2 separate regions of the Homo sapiens genome follow, and region 2 is linked to region 1. A link is an interaction called in ENCODE POLR2A ChIA-PET data of the cell type or tissue named here. Cell type or tissue: Panc1. All regions are shown on one strand. Links, peaks and the distances in the headings refer to the core of each region. The heading gives the core; the rest is flanking DNA. Region 1 overlaps ARHGAP19 (Rho GTPase activating protein 19). Region 2 has its middle 6.9 kb from the start of FRAT2.

Region 1 (6,932 bases), core at 1,933-6,932:
ATCTGTTTCTTAAAAACACAGTAAAATTACCGGGCGTGGTGGCTCATGCCTGTAATCCCAGCACTTTGGGAGGCCAAGGCGGGCAGATCACGAGGTCAGGAGATTGAGACCATCCTGGCTAACACAGTGAAACACCGTCTCTACCAAAAATACAAAAAATTAGCCGGGCGTGGTGGCGGGCGCCTGTAGTCCCAGCTACTCGGGAGGCTGAGGCAGGAGAATGGCATGAACCCGGGAGGCAGAGCTTGCAGTGAGCCGAGACCGCACCACTGCACTCCAGCCTGGGCGACAAAGCAAGACTCTGTCTCAAAAAAACAAACAAACAAACAAACAAAAAACACAGCAAAATTGTCATTGATTCCCTTCCCTTGTTTCTCCTGTCTTTTTTAAGTAATTCAGTAACTCTACTATCCCAAAGCCCTCATTTTCAACATGTATCTTTGTTACTTTATCTGTTTGCTTTTAAATACTTTTTTTTTTTTTTTTTTTTTTAGAGATAGGGTCTCGCTTTGTTACCCAGATTGGAGTACAGTGGTGCAATCATAACTCACTGCAGCTGCAAACTCCTTGGCTCAAGCGATCCTCCCACCTCAGCCTCCCAAGTAGCTAGGAGTATAGGCATGTGCCACCACGTCCAGCTTATTTTTCTTTTCCTTTTGTAGAGACAAGGTCTCAAGGTCTCAAGGTCTCACTGTGTTGCCCAGGCTGGTCTCAACCTCCTGTCCTCAAGCAGTCCTCCTACCTCAGCCTCCCAAAGTGCTGTGATTACAGGCGTAAGTCACTACTTCTTTTTATAACCACAGTTTGCTCACTGCTTTTCTATAGTCTTGGTTAGCTGGTTCTAAAATTCCTTCATTATAAGGCTTGATCTCCTTAATATGGACAAATGTTGATGTGTCTTCTGCTCCCCCTACTCACCCCCAGAGGCTCTTCCTGACCCAGAACTTTATTATTTTTTCACTAGTTATTTTTTAAGTAAAATGTTTCACACAATCTCTCTCCTTTACCTTCCTTTTCTCATTACTTATAATCTCAAAAATTTTTTATAAATTACTATAACCTATTTCTATTATCTTCCCAACAGCCTTGTGGGGTATGTAGTAAAGCTATTACAGTAAGTCCTCACTTAAGGCATCAATAGGTTCTTGGAAACTATGACGTTAAGTGAACCGACATACAGCAGGTCCTCGAATAACATCATTTTCTTCAACATCTTTTCATTATAACATTGATGAGAAAAATAATTTGTTTTGTTATAGATTATTTTGATTAAAGTTTCAGTTTCCAAGAACCTATCAACGATGTTAATAGGTTGAGGACTTACTGTATTATGCCCAGTTTACAGAGGAAAAGCCTATGCATAGAAAAGGCAAAAGACTAAACAAACAAAAAATGGCTTGTAGACAGCTGTTTAAAACATGAAAGGTAAAAGGCCAGGCGCGGTGGCTCACACCTGTAATCCCAGCACTTCGAGAGGCAGCAGCGGGTGGATCACCTGAGGTCAGCAGTTCGAGACCCGCCTGACCAACATGGCAAAACCCCATCTCTACTAAAAATACAAAAATACAAATATTAGCCAGGAATAGTGGCTCACGCCTGTAGTCCCAGCTGCTCAGGAGGCTGAAGCAGGAGAATTGCTTGAACCTGGGAGGCAGAGATTGCACTGAGCTGAGATTGCACCACTGCTCTCCAGCCTAGGCAACAGAGGAAGACTCTGTCTCAAAAAAAAAAGGTAAAAGACATAGGTAACATCGCTGGTGTGTGGCTTCCAACCCACCTATCCTGGCTCACAACTCCATCACATAGTAAAACCATATTATAAGTGGGCAGGAATATGAGCTATGTACCTCCAGGTCAACAAGTTGTTTAAAAGACTTTAGATGAGGCTACAGTGAGTAGTGATTGTGTTACTCTCCTCCAGCGTGGGCAACAAAACGAGACCCTGTCTCAAAAAAACAGAAAAAAAGACTTCAGAGAATTTATTTCTCTGTGTTTTTATCCCTCAGGCATTTAAAAAAAAAAAGAGAGTGAGTTTATTTCTCTTGTAAGTCACTGAGAAGACCATGGTCTCCATAAGAAGAAGCAAGTTCAGCTTTATCCAAGGAGACTACATATCTACAGGAAATACAAAAGTCAGGACAAGGCAGGATTGCTCCAAGTGTCATCTCATCTATAAATCCATAAGCTTGGTGACATTATCCCATAAGATCACACAGCTCTATTCTAATTTTATAACATTTGATCTTCAGAAACTAATTTGATTTCCCAAGAAGCCTTTCCTGTTAAGGATTCCACAATGAACAGCCAAAATGAGTATTCTAGTTTATTCAGTAGTTATAATTTCCCACTAAGAGTTTCTACTAATACAATGCCATGTAGGTTTACCAGAGATTGATTTATAAGTGAGGTTAGCAGGAATTGGCCCTCTCAGGTCTGATGACTCTTCAATGAACTAATAAAGTAAGTTCCCAACCTCATAAAGCTGAAGGCTAGACCTTGGACCCTTGATAATCTCACCAATGTACAGCCATAGAATGAGGCCCAGCCCAAGAAAACCAAGCAATCTTTACTCTTCCCGTCAACACTCACATTTTTTGGCCACAGGACATGGGGTGCAAACATAAGGGCAAGGTTATAGGCTGACATCTTGTTCTTGTCTTGTTTCTTTGCTGTCTGGTATAGGAGATCAAGCAATAACTTCAGCAAATTACGATTAGGAGGAGGGAGAATGAGGAAGAGCAACTGGAGAGCCTCAATTTGCCGGTCCTTGTCTGGTATATTGGTCTTGTTTCCTTTATCATCAAACTGCATCAAATCTTGAGGACAAAAGAGAATTTGCAAAGTGGGGAGAAAATATCAGCAAGAAAAATCAGTGCTATCACCATTATCCTCCCCTCAACTCCCATCAAAGAAAGAGGGAAAAAAGATTCAGGCAGAAACACAATTCAAAGACTACAGCAAAACATAATAACAAAATAATGTCAATGCAATTCAACAATAAAAAGATTAAAAAACCTGTTTTGTTTTGTTTTGTTTTTTTTGAGACAAAGTCTTGCTCTGTCACCCAGGCTGGAGTGCAGTTACACAATCTCAGCTCATTGCAACCTCCGCCTCCCGGGTTCAAGCGATTCTCCTGCCTCAGCCTCCCGAGTAGCTGGGACTATAGGCACCCGCCACCACGCCCGGCTAATTTTTTGTATTTTTAGTAGAGGCGGGGTTTCACCGTGTTAGTCAGGATGGTCTCGATCTCCTGACCTTGTGATCCGCCTGCCTCAGCCTCCCAAAGTGCTGGGATTACAGGCGTGAGCCACAACACCCGGCCAAAATTTTTTTTAATGTGTACAGGATTTGAATAGACATTCCTTCAGAAGGTATACAAGTGGCCAAGAAGGCTTTGTATGCTCAGTATCATTAGCCATCAAGAAACTATAAATCAGGCCGGGCACAGTGGCTCACACCTGTAATCCCAGCACTTTGAGAGGCCGAGGCGGGCGGATCACAAGGTCAGGAGATCGAGACCATCCCAGCTAACACAGTGAAACCTGTCTCTACTAAAAATACAAAAAAATTTGCCCAGCATGGTGGTGGGCGCCTGTAGTCCCAGCTACTCAGGAGGCAGAGGCAGGAGTATGGCGTGAACCTGGGAGGCGGAGCTTGCAGTGAGCCGAGATCATGCCCCTGCACTCCAGCCTGGGCGACAGAGCAAGACTCCATCTCAAAAAAAAGAAAAAACAAAACAAAACAAAAAACTATAAATCAAAACCACAATGACATACCACTTCATATCCACTACAATGGCTATAACTACAAACAGATTGACAATAAAAAATGTTGGCAAAGATGCAGAGAAAATTAAACCCTCCTATATTGCTGGTGGGCATATAAAATGATATAACCACTTAGAAAACATTTTGGCAGTTCCTCAAAAAATGAGAGTTATCATTTGACCAAGAAATTCCATTCCTCGGTATATACCCAAGAGAAATAAACACATATCCAAGTCAGGCACAGTGGCACATGCCTGTAACCCCAGCACTTTGGGAGGGCAAGGTGGGCAGATCACTTGAGCCCAGGAGTTCGAGACCAGCCTGGGCAACATGGTGAAACCCCATCTCTATATTTAAAAAAAAAAAAAAAAAAAAAAGATCCACACATGCCTTTGATAATGCTACTCACTCCACTTTTCCCCACTCAGATATTTTACAGCTAAAAGAAAAATGAGAATGAAAAATGAGAATGAATGTCCTTATTCACAAGCTGCTCCTTATAACAGGCAGCTCCCAATAGGGTCAGAATTATTGGTTCTTCCCTAACAGACTAAAAAGGTTATCAATGAAAACAGTCCCCTGGATAATGAGAATTTCAAAGGACACTAATAACCATTTGAGTACAACTCACATAGATGTAAAAATGATTACAGTGTGTTATTTAAGCTGTTTAACCTCAATAATTCCAGGTTTAGGAAGGGCAGGTAACATTTCTAGAAAATGTTCTCTGTTAATATGAAACTGAAAACAAAAATTATTTCCAGTTATCAGCAAGGCATATGAAAGGCTACAACTGTGCCACGCCTCAGTATGTTCTCAAAGAACAGTCAATCACAGGGTAGTGGAAGGGAGGATTTCAAATATTGCACTAAACGAATGAACTGAACTGGAAAGCAAACAAAACAAGCATCCTTCATGTTAACACTTGTAAAAAGAATATTTTCCAAATCTTTTTCAAAGGTCTAACATCTTTATTTCTCCCCAAAATAACTGTAAAATTGTATAACATTCTAGTAGTATTTACTCATTGCATCATTTGGATTGCTACTAAAAGAGCTAAAAAAAAAAACTAATCGTATTAGATTTTTAAAATTCAACACTTGTTTCTTTAAGTAGTAAAAATTATTCAAAAGGAAAAAATCTTCTATTTCTTTTCCATATAATTAGAAGAAACAGGAAAAATACTCAGGGGCAGGAAACTAAGCAACTGCAGTAATGGATATTGATGCTGTGAACACTTAGAGCCCATAGCAGCATAACAGACGTGCAATTTAAGAATGAATTCCCTACCACATGGGTATAAAGCAGTATGAAGAAACTATTTATGAGCTGAAAATGGAACACTCTCCAAGATACAGTAAGTGAAAAAAGCAAACCACAGAACCATGTGTGTAACCTATTACATAAAAATCAGAGAAAAGGAATATATGTATTTGTTTGGAAGTACACAAAATATCTCTGGAAGGATACTTTAGAAATCAGTAACACTGGTCTGGGGGCTGCGGCTCATGCCTGCAATCCTAGCACTTTGGGAGACTGAGGAGGGAGGATCACTTGAAGCCAGGAGTTTGAGACCAGCCTGGGGAACAGGCTTTCTTTTAAAAAAAAAAAAAAAAAATTTTTTTTTTTTTAAATCAGTAACACTAACCAGTGTTACTGGTGTTGGGGACTGGGTGAACTGGGTGTTGGGGAACAAGTGTAGGAGAGAAGGTTTTTACTGTATATTATTTGAATCATCTGAATTTTGAACTATGTGTTTCTATTCAGAAAACAAATAATAATTTTTAAAAAAAATAAATTTCCTTGGCTGGGCACAGTGGCTCACATCTGTAATCCCAGCACTTTGGGAGGCCAAGGTAGGCCGATCACAAGATCAGAAGTTCGAGACCAGCCTGGCCAACATGGTGAAATCCCGTCTCTACTAAAAATACAAAAATTAGCTAGGCGTGGTAGCGCGTGCCTGTAGTCCCAGCTACTCGGGAGGCTGAGGCAGGAGAATCACTTGAACCCGGGAGGCGGAGGTTGCAGTGAGCCGAGATTGCACCATTGCGCTCCAGCCTAGTGACAGAGCGAGACTCAGTCTCAAAACAAACAAACAAACAAATAAAATTTCCAAGAGTAGAGATGCCCTCAACCGAGGCATAGAAATACTGAGCAAAAACCCCAAACCAAGGCAAAAATACCGAACCTATAAACATCTGAAATATATGAATCAATCCAATGAAAAGCATACATTTATTAAGCAACTAAAACACGTTGGGCACAGTGGCTCATGCCTATAATCCCAGCACTTCAGGAGGCCAAGGTGGGCAGATGGCTTTGGCCCAGGAGTTTGAGTCTGGGCAACACGGCGAAACCCCATGTCTACAAAAATTACAAAAAAATTTGCCAGGCGTGGTGCCGCACACCTATAGTCCCAGCTACTTGGGAGGCTGAGGTGGGAGGCTCACCTGAGCCCGGGAGAGCAAGGCTGCAGTGAGCCAAGGTTGCACCACTGCACTCCAGCCTAAGTGACAGAGTGAGATCATGTCTCCAACTAAAATGTTCTACACACTACTCGAGGATCTATCAGAGATTCAAAAATAAATAAAACTCAGACGACATCTTACTACCAGCTCCTTATCTCAATACAAAGCTTATTTATCAAGAAAGCCATTCAATTAAAATTAAACTTAACTAGCCAATACCTATGAGTACCCAGAGAAGTCCAGCAACATCACGAAATCTTAACCAATATTAATAGAAGTATTTCTGTGGGTCACAAGCAACAGAAATTTCCTAGGAACTTTACTAAATTGAAAGAAATGTATTTACATCTCCTTCTTACTTCCTATACTCACCAGCGATTTTGAGGTGTGCATTGAAGTGTTTATGTGTCAGCAGAGGCTCCGGCAACTCTCCTAGAAACATCTTCAGCAAAGTGGCAACATCATTTGAGTGAAATTCCCCTGATTCCAAGTCAATGTCAGTTCCATTATTGAGAGCATCCCTTAAAATCTGCTGTCGGACACTATTACCCGGTACTCTAAACAAACCCTCTACTCGCAAGTCTGTTTAGCATAAAACAAAGCAGAGGACAGGCAAAAAGGAAGCAGAAAGATTATTATTAAAATAAATGGTCTAAAGACTACTTTACACTTAAAAGACCCTTCACAAAGCCTTTCA
Region 2 (8,457 bases), core at 1,740-6,739, 67 kb after region 1:
CCCAGTTCCCATTCTTAGTTGATGTACGATTTATCCAAGGTCAAGGGGTTATGAGCAATCCAGGGCTTTCCATCCTGAAATAGGCTATGATTTGATGTCACTGCACCGACTGTGCATAGCTTCTTGTAATAAGAATGACTGGTTAAGTTCAGACTCAACCTTAGGGCCCATGCAGAACAACCCACTCCTAAAAAAGGAAAATTGGGAAAAACTAAAGCCTCTCTACATAAAGCAAGTTAGCACTCTAAACACATTATAATCCAGTAACCGTTCATCTGTGTTTTTATTTTTTATCTTATTTACTTATTTATTTTTGAGACAGAGTCTTGCTCTGTCACCCAGGCTGGAGTGCAATGGCGTGATCTCGGCCCACTGCAAGCTCCACCTCCTGGGTTCAAGTGATTCTCCCGCCTCAGTCTCCTGAGTAGCTGGGACTACAGGCACCCGCCATCACGCCCAGCTAATTTTTGTATATTTGTAGAGGCGGAGTTTCCCCATGTTACCCAGGCTGGTCTGGAACTCCTAACCTCAGGTGATCCGCCTGCCTCGGCCTCCCAAAGTGCTGGGATTTTAGGCGTGAGCCACCGCATCCGGCCTGTTTTTTTTTTTTTTTTTTTTTTCAAATCCTGCCAAGTTTTTTCTTTTTTTTTAGACGAAGTCTCGCTCTGTCACCCAGGCTGGAGTGCAGTGGCATGATCTCGGCTTACTGCAACCTCCACCTCCTGGGGTCACACCATTCTCCTGCCTCAGCCTCTGGAATAGCTGGGACTACAGGTGCCCGCCACCATGCCCGGCTAATTTTTTGTATTTTTAGTAGAGATGGGGTTTCACCGCGTTAGCCAGGATGGTCTCGATCTCCTGACCTCCTGATCCGCCCGCCTCGGCCTCCCAAAGTGCTGGGATTACAGGCATGAGCCACCGCACCCAGCCAAATCCTGCCAAGTTTTACTATTCACCCCAAAATACTTTTTTTGGGATAAGTCAGGATTTACATAAAGTGTGGGGTTTTTTGTTTGTTTGTTTGTTTGTGACGGGGTCTCAGTCAGTCACCCAGGAGTGCAACGGTGAGATCTCAGCTCACTGCAACCTCCACCTCCTGGACTCAAGTGATTCTCCCATCTCTTGAGTAATTGGACTACAGGTGCGTGCCACCATGCCTGGATAATTTTAAAATTTTTTATAAAGACAAGGTTTTGCCATGTTGCCCAGGCTGTTCTCAAACTCTTGGGCTCAAGCAATCCACCTGCCTCAGCCTCCCAAAGTGCTGGGATTACAAGTGTGAGCCACCTCGCCCAGCCAGGATTTACATAAAGTATTTTAAAAGTCATATTGGGGCAGACGTGGTGGCTCATGCCTGTAATCCTAGGACTCTGGGAGGTCGAGGCAGGTGGATCACCTGAGGTCAAGAGTTCAAGACCAGCGTGGCCAAAATGGGGAACCCTCGTCTCTACTAAAAATACAAAAGTTAGCTGGACGTGGTGGTGGGCATCTGTAATCCCAGCTACTAGGAGGCTGAGCCAGGAAAATCGCTTGAACCCAGGAGGTGGAGCGTGCAGTGAGCTGAGATCTCACCGTTGCACTCCAGCCTGGGCAAAAAAGAGCAAAACCTCTGTCTCAAAAAAAAAAAAAAAAAAAAAGTCATATTAGACCATTTTATAGGTGGAAAAATAGTCCAAGGAAGTGAGCAGGGAAGAATGACCTACCAAAGTTGTTTATGAAGCCAGAGGCCTAGCAGAGTCTAGAACCTAGGTCTCCCAGCTCCCAACTCAGGGCTCTTTCCAGTGGCTCCATATCATCAAACATGGTCCAATATTGTTCACTGCACAACTCTGCACATAGGCTACCATGGGAATGACATCCCTACAATTGCCCAAATTGGTGACCCTGCCATTGGAACCCTGGAAAATTCTGCTCCAAGTTCCTAGGCTGAGTTAGGGAATGCCATTTCCTTACAAAATGTTCAGCATCCTATGAAGACAGCTGGCCACAGAAAATGGCCTGGGTGAGATATGAGAACAAAGCTACAAATGGAATGAAACAAAGTGACACATACATTGGCAAATAAGTGATTTAGAGAAAAGAATGCCACACCTCACAGAGAACTCCAGAGTCTGCCACCCCAAGATTTCATTCTAAATTAGGCATACATCCGACAATATTTGGATTCAATTTTTACCCGTTTTTGCTCTTTTTCCAGCTCAGATGCAGAAAGCTGGAGCGAAGATCAGACACCACTTTCCTATCTAGCAAAGTCTATGTTGAAACCTGTGATCCCTTCCTTCCAATCAGGAAAGAGTTACCTTGGCAACGAAATTACTAACTCACTCAATTAGCCCCCACTTCTACCAATGCTCAGTAATCACAGACCATCAGCCCCCGGAGAGCTCAGCTTTCAGCAGTCTGATGCTACCGCCTCATTTAGAGATGGAAGCTCAGAGAGGTTTCCACTCCGAGGTGCGCTCCATTTGAACACTGTGAAAGCTGGTGCAGGCAAAGGGGCAAAACTCTTCCGAGTAGTGTTTCCTCCTGGTTTTCCATCATAACTGAAGGGAGAGCAATTGACCTGCCCCTACCAGTGTTACCCAAAAGACATAATAGGTAAGAGTGGGGGGTCTGCAGGCAGCCCTCCACTGTCGGCTGTGTGATATGGGACAGGTTCAGTAAGCTCAATGAACTCATTTGCAAAATGTGGGTAAGGGTAGAGCACCTTGAAGACTTGTGTGAAAATTAAATTAGAACCAAAGAGCAAATGGTATGGGAACCAAAGAGCAAATAATAAACAAAACAGAACACTGTTCCTGAGAGACGTTGCATTAAGGCCACTTCTTTGAGTCTTCTGCAGAAAACCCTGCCTCTTACTGACTTCTTCAATATTTCTTAACAGGCACAAACCTGTTTCTTCTGAAGGTCAGACCAGTTTCCTGATCATGCACCCCAGTTGCATAGGTGGGTGTTAAGGGAAGTGTAGAAGAAGGGAATAAGGGCGGAGGCGGCCGGGTGCGGTGGCTCACACCTGTAATCTCAACAATTTGGTAAACCCAGGCAGGCGGATCATGTGAGGTCATGAGTTCGAAACCAGCCTGGCCAAAATGGTGAAACCTCGTCTCTACTAAAAATACAAAAATTAGCTGGGCGTGGTGGTGCATGCTACTTGGGAGGCTGAGGCAGGAGAATCGCTTGAACTCAGGAGGCGGAGGTTACAGTGAGCTGAGATCACGCCACTGCACTCCAGCATGGGCATCTAAAAAGAGAGAGAAAAAAAGGGTGGAGCCAAGCTAAGCCTGCAAAGCAGCTCAGGGTTGGAACTGGTGGAATAGAGGGAGCAGGAATATCACAAAGGATAGGGTTGGCAGTTGGCAGTGAACACAGCCTGGGGCCACAGCTCTTAACTCCCCCATTTCCTATCAGAAAACCTATCCTTTTCCAAAATTCAAATACTCAAGTTCTACTTGCTGTCCTGTCCAGTCCTGGCTATAATCTGCACTGAGAAAACCATACAATAGGCCGGGTGCGGTGGCTCACACCTGTAATCCCAACACTTTGGGAGGCTGAGACGGGTGGATCACCTGAGGTCAAGAGTTCGAGACTAGCCTGGCCAACATGGTGAAACCCTGTCTCTACTGAAAATACAAAAATTAGCCAGGCACGGTGGCATGCGCCTGTAGTCCCAGCTACTCGGAGGGCTGAGGTAGGAGAATCGCTTGAACCCATGAGGCAGAGGCTGCAGTGAGCTGAGATGGTGCCATTGCACTCCAGCCTGGGTGGCAGAGTGAGACTCCATCTCCAAAAAAAAAAAAAAAAAAAAAAAAGAGAAAACCATGCATGCAATTTCTTCACAGGAAGTGGCCTTTGAGTTCATTTCATTCTCACTCTCACATTTCATTTACTGTCATTATAGAGTTATCTCAGGGACTCATATGTGAATGAATGTGTTCTCTTCCCCAATAGATTATGTATTTTGTGATGGCAGAGGAGTGACAAGATGATGAGGATGTTTTAGGCAGATTGTCAGGCTGCATGGCATGGGGAGTGGTCTGGAGCTGAGGAAAACACTGATGGTCAGCCAGATCAGCCGAATGGTGTTAAAGCTCCCAGGCACCCAGGCGATTAAGGGAGAGGAAAACACAAGAGACACTTCCAAAAGAAAACCGGTAGGCCTCAGTTAACTGTACTGTGTAGCTGTAAAATCATGGCTCTGGAGCCAGACTGCCTGGCTCCTTCCTTGAAAGCTCCTTCCTGTGACCTTGGGCAGGTAACTTCACCTCTCTAACCTTACGTTCAGTTGCAAAGTCCCATGATAAAAAAAAAAAAGTCCCCCCCTCAGAGGGTTGTTGTGAGGATTAATTGAGCTAATGCTAGTAAAAATGCTTAGGCCACTGCCTGCCTGCAACATAGCTGCATTTAGCAACAGCACCAGGGTACTGGTATTTAGTAAATATTTGCAGAGCAAACAATGGGCAATTTCAACAGACTGGCAGAGGCTAAGGGAGTGGGGTGCTTAGGACGTAGATGATGTGTTGTGGTGCCTGCAAGTCTGAAGATGGGAAAAGAGTGACTACAGCTAAAAAGGGAAAATGGCCAAGGGAAGGATTCACTCAGCCAGGGGAGAACTGTGCTCATCTGGGTGTGGAGAGAGGATACAAAAGGGTGAAATTGCCAGGCACGGTGGCTCACGCCTGTAATCCCAGTACTTTGAGAGGCTAAGGCGGGTGGATCACTTGAGGTCAAGAGTTTGAGACCAACCTGGCCAACATGGTGAAACCGTCTCTACTAAAAATACAAAAATTAGCTGGGCGTGGTGGCACACGCCTGTAGTCCCAGTTACTCAGGAGGCTAAGGCATGAGAATCACTTGAACCCGGGAGGCTGAGGTTGCACGCCACTACACTCCAGCCTGGGTGACAGAGCGATATGCCGTCTCAAGAAAAAAAAAAAGGGGTGAAATCAAAGGGAAGATGCTATAAAGGTCTAAGTTCCTGGAGGAGTGGGACAGTATGGGGTCCTCAGACAGGGCAGGTTTGAAGGGCAGGGCTTAGGGGGACTCTGGTTGTGGATGCCCCACATGACAGCTCCCTGTGTCACTAACTGTCCTGCCACAGTGTGGCTGCAACCTGACAGATTGGTTGCTGAAACCATCCTTCATGCCTGGGATGGCTGGACATGTTTCTGTTGTTTTTGTGTGAATGAATTATCTGTAGCTGATGCTATAATGGAATGAAAATGAAAACTGATACCAAGGAGTTTAAGTGCTCCCTCTTATCAACTGTTAACTGACTCATAGCAAGTAAAATCACAACCCCCAACTGTTAGGCTGCCCAGGCAGTTTGTTTGACTTATTGATTTGGGTGGGTTAAAAAAAGCAAGAGCTGGTTATCATCCTGTTACCTTTGCCCTGCCTTTTGCCTGTTTCTGTAACTGCCTAAATTAGATTCCACAGCCTAAGATCGGTGAAAAATGGTTTCCTATAGGTTTTCCTGAAAATCTTTCCTAGACACTGAAGTCACAAACCCCTTTCTGCTGATGCAGCATAAATAGTACTTTTCTTCAGCTGGGCTAAGGAGGGGAGGAATCCAGTGCAGATGTTCAAAACACGCTACTTAAGGGTGCTGACAAAGGCAACTTGAGAATTAACTTCAGGATTCAAAGACAGTGAAAGTCATTGAATAAGATCTGATTCCATATGCCCCGGACCTCTGTGGCCTGACTACAGAGGATATACATAGGGATAATAGATACAGCTGTGTTTGTGTTATGTGCACATGTGGACCCACTACTGTTCACCCTACAGTCTCCCTTGGCTTCTCCTGGGTCTACTTTTATTTTCTGTCTGTTCCTTTTGTGTAGTCTTCTTCCTCCCAGAGATTTGATGAGTTGGGTATTTGTAAAGTGCTTAGAAGGCCGGGCACACACAGGCTGGGTGTGGTGGCTCACGCCTATAATCCCAGCACTTTGGAAGGCCGAGGCGGGTGGATCACTTGAGGTCAAAAGTTCGAGACCAGCCTGGACAACATGGCAAAACCCGTCTATACCAAAAAAATACAAAAAAAAAAATTAGCCAGATGTGGTGGTGCCCGCCTGTAGCTACAGCTCCTTGGGAGGCTGAGGCAGAAGAATCACTTGAACCTGGGAGGCAGAAGTTGTAGTGAGTCGAGATCACGCCACTGCACTCCAGCCTGGGCAACAGTGTGAGACTGTCTCAAAAAAAAAAAGAAAAAAGAAAGAAAAAGTGCTTAGAACACAGCCTGGCACATGGCACGCACTATTGCACATTAGCTAGTGTTATTACTGCCCATCTTCCAGGCCCCATTCTGCGCCCCACCCCATCCCACCCCCTTAGCCTTAACTGCCAAATCTTTATCTTAAGCCCTGAACCCTCTCCAACTCCTAGTCATTTACAAGGCACCAGGCTTCTGTCCTCGTAACTTCCCATGTGAAACTCCTAATTCTCCAAACACCACACACACACACATACCATTTCTCATTATTTCCCTATTGCTCTGGTCCTTCTAGGCTAGAGACTTGCAGAATGTTATCAGGGAAACATGGGCAATGGCCCCTTCAGAAGACGAAGCTGTCTCAACTCTGTGACCATCCACTACAAGGGGCTAGGGATATCCTAGCCAAAATCATTCCTGAGCTAAGAGTACTAGGAATGGGCTATCCCAAGCTGCAACACCTTGGAAATGCCCATTGCCTCGTAGACAGAGACACTTCCCCAGGCCCAGGCCCTCCACAGGCTTTGCAAATGGCTGGATCAGTAGCAAGAGTTGGGGTGAGAAGAGCGTACTGTGTGTAGGCTCAGACAGGTGACAAGGGTGTGTGAGAAGAGCATTGTGTGTAGGCTCAGACAGGGGGCAAGAGGACCAACTTAAGTGCCCTGAGTTCTGATTCTGCTCTACCACCAATAATTCCTTTCACCATTGTAAAAAGCAAAGTAGGGCCAGGCACGGTGGCTCACACCTGTAATCCCAGCACTTTGGGAGGCCAAGACAGGTGGATCACTTGAGGTTAGCAATTTGAGACCAGCCAGGGCAACACGGTGAAACCTCATCTCTGCTAAAAATACAAAAGTTAGCTGGGAGTGGTGGCGGGCACCTGTAATCCCAGCTACTTGGGAGGCTGAGGCAGGAGAATTGCTTGAACCCAGGAGGTGGAGGCTGCAGTGAGCCAAGATCATGCCACTGCACTCCAGCCTGGGGACAGAGCAAGACCACGTCTTAAAAAAAAAAAAATGCCAGGTGCCGTGGCTCATGCCTGTAATTCCAGCACTTTGGGAGGTCAAGGTAGGCGGATCACAAGGTCAGATCGAGACCATCCTGGCCAACATGGTAAAACCCCGTCTCTACTAAATATACAAAAATTAGCTGGGTGTGGTGGCATGCTCCTGTAGTCCCAGTTACTCGGGAGGCTGAGGCAGGAGAATCACTTGAACCCAGGAGAGGGAGGCTGCAGTGAGCTGAGATCACACCACTGCACTCTAGCCAGGCGACAGAGCGAGATTCCATCTCAAAAAAAAAAAAATCTTGTAAAAGGTGCCAACCAGGGTGCCTGCCCTAACAGGGATCAGCTCCATCTCTACCTAGGAAGTAGAGAAACACTCAGATCTTGTAGGTCTTTTCCCATTGTCTGTAGTCCTTATCTATAAGATGGAAAAATAGTGCCTACCTCGTGGCACATAAAGCCATGTGGTAGTACCAAGAATGAGCAGCTATCACTTTTTGAGCAATGAAGTCTCCCCTTCAAGTCCTCATTTAACCCTTCCAACTCCCCTATTAAGTACTATTGTTTTACAAATCACAAGGGAAAAACTCAGAGTCTTGACTTGCCCACCATGACACAGCTGGTGAGCAGAAAGGGCTGAGGCAACTGAGCATCAGCCTTCCTCTGCAGCCCCAGCCTCGGGAGTGTGCTGAGCAGGAGAGGTTCCCCGGGGGCTGGGTTAGTAGAGCTGGGCAAGGAAGGGGCAAGGCAGGGGCCAGGTGTGGTGGCTCACGCCTTTAATCCCAGCACCTTGGGAGGCCGAGGAGGGCAGATCACTTGAGCTCGAGTTCAAGACCAGCCTGGGCAACACAGTGAGAACCCATCTCTACTAAAAATATAAAAAATTAGCCTGGCATGGTGGTATGAGCCTGTAGTCCCAGCTACTCAGGAGGTTGAGGTGAGAGGACTGTTTGAGCCCAGGAGGTTGAGGCTGCAGTGAGCCAAGATCGTGCCACTGCACTCCAACCTGGGTTACAGAGTAAGACACCATCTCAAAATAATAAAATTAAATTAAAAAGAGAAAAGGGCAAGGCAGGAACTAGGAAGGGATTCAGCAAGGGCTCTATGCCTGGGAAGACAGGGCAGAGAGAGAATGAGGAGAGGAGGAGGGCTACTTCGGTCAAATCTAACCCCTGAGTGCTCAAACCAAGCCATTTTACAACTACCAAATACACTGCTGTAAAACCCTGTTTTTCTC

The links. Peaks named below come from ENCODE experiments on the same cell type or tissue, not always from the same donor. Only the 100,000 strongest peaks of a DNase experiment are listed, where the experiment ranks them.
Region 2: POLR2A ChIA-PET joins it to region 1 with 12 read pairs; 20 of 35 experiments call an interaction of 5 or more read pairs at or near these places.

The regions. Positions count from the first base shown.
Region 1 is chr10:97,256,813-97,263,744 of GRCh38, forward strand. It overlaps ARHGAP19 (Rho GTPase activating protein 19), which reads right to left. Exons shown (of 12, transcript NM_032900.6): 4 at 6,608-6,817; 5 at 2,590-2,816. ARHGAP19-SLIT1 (ARHGAP19-SLIT1 readthrough (NMD candidate)) reads right to left here. Exons shown (of 15, transcript NR_037909.1): 4 at 6,608-6,817; 5 at 2,590-2,816. Among named protein-coding and RNA genes, the nearest start is that of ARHGAP19, 32 kb to the right of the region's middle. In Panc1, for the core only: no CTCF peak of the experiment used is centred there; no DNase peak of the experiment used is centred there; H3K27ac peaks cover 364 bases.
Region 2 is chr10:97,323,620-97,332,076 of GRCh38, forward strand. No RefSeq gene overlaps it. Among named protein-coding and RNA genes, the nearest start is that of FRAT2, 6.9 kb to the right of the region's middle. RefSeq lists an enhancer at 5,158-5,347. In Panc1, for the core only: no CTCF peak of the experiment used is centred there; a DNase peak (open chromatin) is centred at 4,437; H3K27ac peaks cover 4,934 bases.